2 separate regions of the Homo sapiens genome follow, and region 1 is linked to region 2. Evidence: chromatin contacts called from ENCODE Hi-C or POLR2A ChIA-PET data. All regions are on one chromosome and are shown on one strand. The core of a region is the stretch at or near the end of the contact, and the rest is flanking DNA. Distances in the headings are between cores, read along the strand shown.

Region 1 (5,202 bases), core at 682-3,181, 450 kb before region 2:
CTAACAAAAGACTCCCATTGATTATTGCCGTGTAGTAATTGCTGCCAGTGTGAGGCTGTCCCTCACAATTTGTTGACATCTCTTGACAATTTAAATATGGCCCATGCTAAAGGCCTGAAGCCATCAGAATGCAGGGTGAGGAATGAAAAGGCAAATATGAACTTTTCCAGCAAACTCAAGTGCAGGGTGCAAAAAAGCATCTCCAGTGATGACATTTTAATTGTACATTAGGAGTCTTTTCAGTGGAGCCTCCTGGCTCTGCTTATGCTGAGAGGTTGCTAGTAAGCTAAATCCCAGTAGTCCCCACAATACTTTGTAAATAAGAGGAGGCAGTGATGTATCCATTAGTACATGAACATCCCCTCGGATTTTAAAACAAAGGCATGTTAGGAACCACCAGAAGGAAAGGTTTCATATCATGGGTGAGGTGGAAGTTGGCAGCTGCATCTGGAAAACCAGTTTGCAACTCAGCTGCGCTTGATGCTCTGCAAACTGACCAGGGTTCAGCAAACTGTGGCCGTGGCCCAAATCCAGCTCCATGCCTGCTTGTTGTAAATAAAGTTTTATTGGAACACAGCCATGTTCACTTGTTTATATATTGTATATGGCTGCTTTCCTTCTACAACAGCAGAGTTGCTGTTGGACAGACTGTATGGCCTGCAAAGCTGAAAATAATCTACTATCTGGCCCTTTACAGAAAGAGTTTGCAGATCCCTACCCTAGATTAATGTATGCTGAAGGATGATTTTCATATTAAGCCACCAAATTAAATGTTTTGTAGGAGATTCTGTAGTCCTAGAGAAGCTGTACAAATATGTGTGGGCTTTGAGGCCTAGAAATCTGGGCTTGAGAGAAACAGGGCTATACCCTTCCCTTATTATAAAAACTTTTAAAACTTTTCTGCATCATTCTCATTCTACTTCTCTAAGATACTCATGTTCTTAGCTAAAAGTTCCCGCCTCCTGTGACTTTAGGGATCATGGGAAAACTGGTGGAATTTTATTTCCCTTGGAGCCTTACAATCTAAACTGCTAATTCTTAAATGGAGGTGTAAACGCTTTTGATTGACATTTGGTTTAAGTATGACCATTAAAAACTCCCAGTGCCACAGGTAGATTTAGTAAAAGTTAACCATGCTTGTTCTGGCATTCCATAGTTAAATTTAAGTTTTATGGACTGCTTAGAGAAAGAATTCTTTATAGCTGGGAAGGAATTAACCTTTAAGGCACCAGTTTGCTGTAATTGTTAAAATTAGCATAGTTACTTGGGTGAAAAACTCTAAAATGTTCTATACTCTTGCTTGCTTTGGCAGCACATATACCAAAATGTTCTCTACTCTTTTATTGTAAAGGTCCCTAGTTTAGGTCTGTCACCAACATGGATGCTGAATTGAGACCCAGCACTAGAGGTCACTTCCTACCCTCAATGTTATAAAACTCTTATACATGTGGAGAAGATGTCCTTTGCCTTGGATGAAAAGCCAGCAGATTGTAGTGTTGAGAAAGATCCTGAGGATGCATCCAGGAGCAGTAGGGAAGAACTCCACGATCGATATCAATGGTTGATATCTGTGATGCTTCAAGACAGAAAGTGATGGCAACTCATGCTGCGTAATTGTTTTTCTTGCTCTGTGGTTTCAAGGGCTGTGGAATTGCAGAACTGTCTTCTGTTTCTTTGTTATGAGCTCCCTGCTCTGTTGTCAGCAGGTCTGGGACTCCATGTTCCTGTCACTGGGTCTTATCACCACTTCTTATTCTGTTACTCCATTGCTCTATTTTTATGTCTTCTATATTTATTTATTTATTTTTGGCTCCTCTAACTGGAAAAAGTTCTCTTGAGAAGTCTTTCTTTTTTAGACACTTCTGGTTGATAAGCATGCTTCTTTCCACTCCCCAGGGCCGGTGCATACAAGTGTGTAGACTGTGACCTGGACAAGGTGGCCTGGAGAAGAGGTGTGAGGGAGGCTTAGATCCAGAGTGCGTCCATTCCTTTCAGCTTTATTGGTCTGTATCCATTTTTAAGGATGGATTTTCTTTTTTTCTCTTTTTCTTTGTTTTGAAATAATTCACTCTTAGATTACTATTTTATTAAATTAATTTTAATCAATTTGTTTTTTATTTATTTATTTTTTGAGCCAGTGTCTTGCTCTGTTGCCCAGGCTGGAGTGCAGTGGTGAGATCTTGGCTCACTGCAACCTCTGCCTCCTTGGTTGAGGCGATTCTTGTGTCTTAGCCTCCCTAGTAGCAGGGATTACAGGCGTGCGCCACCATGTGCAGCTACTTTTTGTAATTTTAGCAGAGATGAGGTTTCGCCATGTTGGCCAGGCTGGTCTTGAACTCCTGACCTCAGGTGATCTGCCAGCCTCAGCCTCCCAAAATGCTGGGATTACAGGCATGAGCCACCATGCCTGGCCTAATCCTTTTGTTTTGATGCTTAAATTGCCCCACATTTGGCCAGTGGGAACCCTTTCAGGTTGACTTCTGTGTTCTATTGACATATTGCTATCATTTTTGTGGGCACCTTTTTAACTTTCTTGCAAGGCAAAATGTTCCAGACTCATCTTTACCTTCACCACCCCAGCCCTGGAATCAACCATTTCTCCAAAGATCCCTGGCTCCTTTCAGTTAGCAATGGTATTTATAAACTAAGACTGGGGTGCCAGGTGTGCTCACAGCTAAATGGAATGTCATTGCTTTTAGGATGCAAAAAAAATAAAAAAATTTTAATGACGTCATGAGTTTATATTGACACTTCCAAGTCCAATCTAATCACATAAAGCCCTCCCTTGCTGTCCCCACTCCTTTTTTAATTCTTTTCTTTACAGTTAGAACCAACCCTGGCTCCCAACAATATCAATCCACCTATTATGTCAGAACTATAACATTTGCATACTTATTCATGTTCTCACCCTTAGTTTAATCCTAGCTCTACAATCATATATATTAAATACTCACCAACAGTCCTTTTGCCAAAGTTTCCCCACTTATCTCTCGGTTGGATGGCTGGATGAGTCTCATCCTCTAGTGGACTCCTCAGGAATAGCAGGTGTTTCATTATCTTTCAGATGGGAAAGCCTCTCCTGACATTACTTCTGGTTTCCAGTTCTGTAGGTCAGCTCTGGCTTGCTTTGGGCTCTGCTGAGCTCCACATTTCTTTCCATCCCAGGATGTAGGCTGGAGGAGCAGCCCCTCTCTGGAACACTCTTCTCATAGCAGAGGGTAGGAACAAAGAGGTTGACCCAAACGATTCAAGTACATTTAAAGCTTCTGCTTAGATGTGGTGTACATTTGCTCTCATTCCATTGGCTAAGGCGAGTCCCTTGGCCAAGCTTCCTGATGGGCCAGGAAGTACACTCCTCCCACATGGAAGCATGGCAAAGGTGAGGAGTGGCTGATACTTTCACAGAAAAGAGAGATGTTAAAATGCTGAAGTGTAAAGTACATCTTCAAGTGGGCGATTTTGTTTAGCAGAATTTCCCAACTTAATTGACCACAGAAATTTTTTTTTTTCTTTGAGGTACATCTTTTAGCACTCAAATTCCCTGGCGGACACTTTGGGAAATGCTGCTCTGGTCCATCTGGAGGTGTTATAATTGACCTTAGAAAAGACTTTCTTTTGGAGGTCTGGGTAAATGGAATATATGGAGTTCTGAAACTCATGTTTCATTGAGTGAGAACCAGACGTTAAAACCTTCCCACATCAGCAAGTCTAATGTTACTTTATTAGCTAACACTTCTTCAGCCTTAAAGAGCTGTCAAAAATAGATTTGGATAATAAACCTTAAATTCACATGCTTTCTGATCTTTGTGGATCATCAATGATCTCTTTAGGAATCATCCATGCCCCTAATCATCTTTTTTATTTTCTAATAATCCGTTGCTAAGGAATTATCATTTTCTATGTATTTCATCAAATAACAAAATCAAGAATCTCCATCTGGTTGTTTTTATGTCTCTCTCTAGATGATTACTGTCTTTCTTGGTAACAGATATGTGAGTAATAAATTGCTTTTAATGATGATGAAAAATTGCTTACTGAGCATTTGATATGTGCATGGCAGGGTGCCTTCACTCTGTGGACTTTGGCTACATGGAAAGCAGAGAAATAAAATTTAAATTAGGAACACATATTCTTTCTTTATAGCATAAGGTAAGTGTCTCATAACCTTGAAGTTAGGGGATACAGGTCATTGGCTAAAAGGATGGAAACCAGGGCATCCACATTCTAGTGCCAATCTGGGGGTACACTTGAACAATTTATTACAAGTCTTAGTCTTCTTATTTGCAAAATAAGAGATACTATGTGGAGTCTTCAAGAGGTTCTGCTAATGAAGACAGAAAAGATGAAGAAAGTATTGCAGAAGGATAGAAGTGTGCTACACAGTATAGTTTAAGTTGCAGTTCTTTTTATCCCAAATGTTTGATCTTTCAAGCCTTATTTTTCTAATTTTTAATTATAAAATATATATAACATAAAAGTGGCCATTTTAGCCATTTTAAGTGTACATTCATAGTGTTATACAACCATCACCACTATAAATTTCCAGAATTTTTTATTTCATACTGGAGCTCTGTACCCATTAATAAAAACTCTCCATTCCCCCTTACCCTCAGACCCTGGTAGCCTTTATTCTACTTTCTGTCTTTATGAATTTGCCTAGTCTACGTATCTTATATAAGCAGAATCATACAATATTGTCCTTTTGTGTCTTGTTTATTTCTCTTAACCTAATGTCTTCAAGCTTCATCCATGTTATTGCACTTAAAAAGGTGGGAATGTGATTTTTGGCTCTGCACTTAGCTTAGATCTGAATCAAATTAAGCCTCATCCAGGATGCTTCAACAATTTATAATTTAGTGAGGTTAGACTTGTTTTGGGCTCATAGGTGGTTTAAATTGGGCTTAAAAAGATTTATGCAAAATTCCAGTGCAATATTAGTAAGATCCAAAAAAGTCAGAACTTCGTTCCTTTTTAAGACTGAGTAATGTTTCACTGGGATAGTATTCCATTGTATGAACGTGCCAGGTTTTGCTTATCCATTCATCTGTTGATCTATGTCCACTTGGATTGTTTTCACGTTTTGGGTATTGTGAATAGTGCTGCTGTGGACATGGTGTACAGAACAAGTCTCATATTGAAGGGTTCCAGTTCACCTCTGCAGTCTTAAAGACTTGACACTCAACTGGGCAGAGGTACAGTATC
Region 2 (5,347 bases), core at 2,827-5,326:
CAAAAAAAACCCCCAGAAGTTGAAAAATGGAATATTTATGCACAAAGATGGTGCCCAGATGCCTTGAATCATAAGAAAAGCCCAGAAAGAGAAGAACTACAGCTGGTTTCTTCATTTCCAGGCTGATTTGCCTATTAACCTCCTGGAATTTTGAGCAGCGGTTCGTTGAGCTTGCTTCTCTCAATAGCCCATGCAGGCCCTGCCTCTGGGACACAGTGTACAAGAGTTTTCATTAAAAAGTTAACATTCATCATAGAGTTCAGGGCTCCTTCAATATCTCATTGAAAAGAGAGAAAAACAGCTCAGCTTCAATGAGGCAAATGTCGCAGTAAGATAAATGTTAACATTTTCTTAAAAGCCAGTGTAATTATTCAAAGAATAACCCCCCCCCCACTCCACCCCTCACCCCCAAATCGTTCTATTTTTTTGCTAAGGATCTGCTCTTACTATTTTTATTTGGCAAAACTCCCAGGACCACTTTCAGTTTCCCCACCTCGTGGGCAGCACCACCACCGTCAGCAGGTGATCTGCGAGCTTTATCAGCAGGCATCATCAAGCCCAGCATCCTCAAGAACACACTCTGATTGGTTCTGACTTTCACAAACTATTTCCAAGCTGAGCTGCTGTCTCTTGACAACCATATTTAGGAATGAGAGACCTGAATGTGGAGGCCACAGAGTTGTCCTGAATGGCTCTGGTGTTCCTACATCACCCTATTACATGACAAGGGTCATGATTCTGGAAGAGGCTGTGGCCACAGGCAGCATAAAGTCGGAAGGAGACTTGCTTCCTCCCTGAGCATGCCTGCTGAGCACAGAGGCAGCACGCCCCCTGCCTCCCTGCTTGTTGGGTATGCCCCTTGCCCAACAGCAGGGAGTTCAGTCCCTGTCTCTTGGACCCTGTTTTAGGCCACCAGCCACATCCAACGGCAAAGACTCCCTCTTTGGAAAGGGCATTGCTCTTCATATCTGCCTTCAGCAGGTCATATAAATTTGACCAATTAGAATTGGCCGTCAACACGTTGTGCTAAATACCAACCTAATATGGTATACCAGCTACCTAATATGTCCTTGCCAGTTACCCACCATCTTGAAATTTTCTAGCCTGTGAATATTTCTCAAAGTGTTTTCTGCAGAATAGCAAGAGCAGTTATACATGAAAGGGTTTCTGCGATACGGAAATTTGAGAAACACTGGGCTAAACAGAATTGTTATAACAGGACTTTTCAGAACAACTAGCAAACTGGTGACTATTCAAAAATGAGCTAAAGTAAAAGATTGGGATAAGCAGCATTCTTAAATATATTTAAGTGTAAATTTATTTTATTGCAGAATACACATTGAAAAATAATGCCTTAGTGCAGAGTGGAAATGTAGCCTCTTTCTATGTTTCTGTTTCCTTATCTGATAAATGGGAATAAAATAATACCATGAGGAATTGTTGTGATTGAATAAATGAGATAAATGCATGTAAATCATTTAGAATAGCATTTGGCGCAAATGTTACCCAAAACCTGAGTTCAAATTCTGGCTTCTTGTTAGCTGTGTACCACTGAACACATTACTTAGCCAGAGTCTCAGTTTCCTTGTCTGTAAAATGGGAATATTGTTAGTTTCTAACTCAAAGTTTTTGAGAATTACATGACATAATGCATGTAAATTGCTCAGTAAACTTTTGGCATAAACTAAATGCTCAAAAGCTGCTAGCTAAAAAAAGCAATGCTGTGTTTGGCAAAAAAGAGCTTTGCCCATATTTTCAATGAATTTGAAACTCCATAGACTCATTGACTCTGGGGAAAAGGAATACAATTTACATTCAGAAACTTGGCCAGAAGTTGAGCCCTATTTTCATCTGGCAATTCTGAAATTAAATACTATAATCTCATAAAATAAAATAAAAATAATCTTAAAAGTAAGAGCTTGTTTCTGAACTACAAAAGGATGAATTTGGAGAAGATCAAAGCTGCTCTAGTTCAGATTTAAATTTAAAAGTATCTCTGCAGATTTACCATGTGCTATCATTCTTTTTTTTTTTTTAAGATATGAGCATTTGGGGTAACTAAGGAAAAGGGATCAGGATTTCTGAAAGCCACAGCAGACTTAGGTGGAAAAAGCACCCATAGCTACCTCATGAGCTGATTTCATTTCCAACTTCATCCTTCTCACCCAATAAAGAAAAAGTCAGTAAGTTCTTGATGAAGGGAAATTTTTGAGGTGTTACATTGTTTTTGCCATTATATTTCCAAGTGCCATTCCCTCTACTTAAATCAGCCCAAAGTTAAATATAGCACTGCCAAAGCTGATTACAAAATGACAATTACATTAATTGTTAAGCCATAAGAAAATTTTAATATTCAGCCATTTTATATATAAACAGGAATTACATATAGACAGATTTTCTACTACATTAACATTTAGGCAATGATTTGATGATATTTTCCTAAGCTCCTAAAAAAATGTTTTAAAGAATCAGAGGAAAGGAACCTATGTCCTTTTAGAATCAAGAGAATGTAAGCTTGGACTAGAGTTCTGTTTCATATTTATTGTGAACAACTTGCCGTCTGGTAACATTTTTCTGTTCTATTTTTAATGGCTATAAAGTTTCTATCGTATTCAGTAATTATCTTCAATCTCAAATGAGAAAGGAAATTCCATAATAAGAACTACATGAAACATTGAGTGTACAGGTGCCAGAAAATACTGTTTTGTTTAGTGGAGATGAGATTATAAAAATATGACTCTTTATAAATGCATGTTCTCAAGTTTATTTATAGACACCATGACACCAACTCTTAAACTCCTTATTTAATCGCTAACAGAAACATTATTTCAAAAGGGAATTAAGGTGGTGAAAATATATTTTAAAGTGGCATATTCTTAGGGGAGTCTCATTTTTTTCTTACTATTATCAACAACAACGACCCAAGGAAAGAAAAGTCAGGAGGTAATTTAAGCCACAACAAACAAAAACGTTTCAAATTTCTCAGGGGCAAGCTGCACTGCATCTTGAAGGAAATTGGAAAGAATATCAAAGAGAATTTATTGTTTGATGACCACCCTTGGTTATTTAGTGAAAGCTGGGAGAGAAAAACGTAGCAGCAGTTAAGACATCTGATGTAAACTTGAAGGGAGGGCAACAGAGAGAGGGATTGAGATTTCGCTAACTTTATGCTTTGGGACCAGAGATACCTTCAATAACAAGTAGTTATTTCATTGTTGCATTTTTAGATAAGTCATATTAAACAATTATACTAGGTTATTATAATTCCTGTTAAAAGAGCAAAATATTAACCTAACTGTAAATTCCATTCAATACAGTTAAGATAAAAGCATCTACCACACTTAACCATTCACAGTGGGGTTATTAATGATTACTTTTTCCTACTTACTGCTAACATCCATCAACTGGATATTAGAAAAGTAAATATTTTTCTGTCCACTAGAAAGTACTTTTCTAAAAGGAATACAATCTAGAATATAAGGTGCTATTTTACTTCTAACCAAGTATCTACAAATATATATCTATTAGAAGCTTTTTCATTAATAAATGAGATCTCATTAAATAAATAAAGTTAGTCATGTGTATTTTTTGCTCAAGTCTCAATGTTCTAAGTTTCTGCTCTCCCTGAGAGGTAGGCCTCTAAGAGATTATTCCAGAAAGGACATTGAAATAAATGGTTTTGATGTAGAATATTAGCAGTGGAAAAGTTTCACATACTCACTGGAAAAATAAAGGGAATATTTGAGGCTACCCAGTCACATTTAATGAAGGGGAGTCAGAGAAGGTGAGAGAGAGGGAGAGTATGCACACAGTCCTCCTGGACTGACTTTGGATTTCTCAGCTTAATTGATAAAACAAGTAGGGCAGGCATTTCTCTGTTCCTGCTCTAGGCAGCGATTTCAAAATAGCGCCCCAAGGCCACCCTCATTTCCACTGAAAGCCTGGCAGCTGTGGAACTTAAAATTTGCCTGATTTGAGGTTGGAGGGCTTCTGATTTGAACAAGATCCACTGCAGAACCCAAGAGTAGCGAGACACAGGGGCTGATGGCCCCGTGACATGTTAATGCATTGGGTTTTCTCCCACCAACCCACAACATGGGTAAATAAAGATAACCTTCACCAAGAAATGCACACTGCTTCTGTCCCAGGGCGACACTGGGGAATTCTGGCAAAGGCAGCAAGTGGCCCGCTAGCATGAGCTGCCATCACAATGAACAGGAGGAGAGAGTCAGCCAGAGCCACTGGTGAGGAGTTCTGGGAACAGGAATACGGATAGCCGTTATCTGACCACTAGGGCCTGGCTGGGAAAACCCTACCCAAAATCTCTTTGTTACTCGATTCAGAAGATTGCTTTTCTCAGCTTTGTTTCTCATTAAACATTTTGAAAGGGGTTAGTCCAAGTTTTGCCTATTTAGTTGTTTTTGTTTTCTGGCTTAACGTACATCACATTACCTAATAAAAATCACACCACATTAAACAGGCTGTGTTGAGTATGCTGCGGTGAGTGCGACTTTACTGGTGTTATTTTAACTGTCTGTTCTCTGAATTCCCTTGGAATTTATGCTGTTAACTCCCATGAATACGAACAGACCTCCCAAGCCTGTAGTTACACACTCTGTATACTTATTAGGAGGCAACTTCACTTCTAGATGCTACACAGAGGGCTGTATTTTCTCCCTGAACACTTGAGTTCCTGAGCACACTTGTTTGAAAATGTCTCATAAAATATATGGTTTAGCTGGACAGACTGAAAATTTTGTGTAATCAGAGAGAATGTTTAGAAAACATCGTTTGGGGAGGGAAATAATATTTTAATGCTACTTCCAAGAGAATAAATAATGTAATTCCCCTTCTCCAGGGTCACGGGATGCAGGCTTTAGCATTGCTAATAAAACAAAAGAGAGATGGTCCTCAGAGGGAGGGATACAAAAACATAAAATGTTAACCATTTAGCCAGGAAATACGTGCAGGGACCAAAATCAGGTCCTTTCACTCATACAACAAATACTCAAATAACCACTTCAAAGTGTTTTCTCGGGAAAAGATAAGACTAATATCAAAGAGAAAAATCTCTTGAAGTTTGTGGCTGTATACCTAAAGAGAAAGCTTTCACTTTGTCAAGAAGTGACAAGAAAAGTTTTCATCTAATTGTTAGAAATCAGAACTTATTTTAAGCTTAGGCTTAGAGGGTTAGCATCCTTCCCGCTTTCATTTATAGGATGTTGGTATTGTTTCTTATGTTCCAGCATTATAATCTCATTCTACATGGAATTCTATTCAATATAAAAGAAAATTCACCCCCGGCTGTGATAGCTTTTTAATTTGTAATAATTTGTTCACAGCAGTT

Evidence for each region. Hi-C counts contacts between places; a loop is a spot of excess contacts on that map. ChIA-PET counts read pairs that join two places held with the same protein, here RNA polymerase II (POLR2A).
Region 1: a loop to region 2 is called in a map of transverse colon, with 5 times the contacts of the local background. The contact joins two enhancer-like sites. A Hi-C loop is called at or near these places in 6 of 168 maps with a recorded cell type or tissue (Panc1, gastrocnemius medialis, heart left ventricle and 2 more). POLR2A ChIA-PET finds 5 or more read pairs at or near these places in 1 of 52 experiments (activated CD4-positive, alpha-beta T cell).

The regions. Positions count from the first base shown.
Region 1 is chr7:25,837,106-25,842,307 of GRCh38, reverse strand. No RefSeq gene overlaps it. Among named protein-coding and RNA genes, the nearest start is that of LINC03007, 50 kb to the right of the region's middle. Within about 2 kb of position 1,931, at least 6 of the 41 ENCODE cell types and tissues checked have a DNase peak (open chromatin) inside an H3K27ac peak, as active enhancers do.
Region 2 is chr7:25,391,685-25,397,031 of GRCh38, reverse strand. No RefSeq gene overlaps it. Among named protein-coding and RNA genes, the nearest start is that of NPVF, 170 kb to the right of the region's middle. Within about 2 kb of position 4,076, at least 3 of the 41 ENCODE cell types and tissues checked have a DNase peak (open chromatin) inside an H3K27ac peak, as active enhancers do.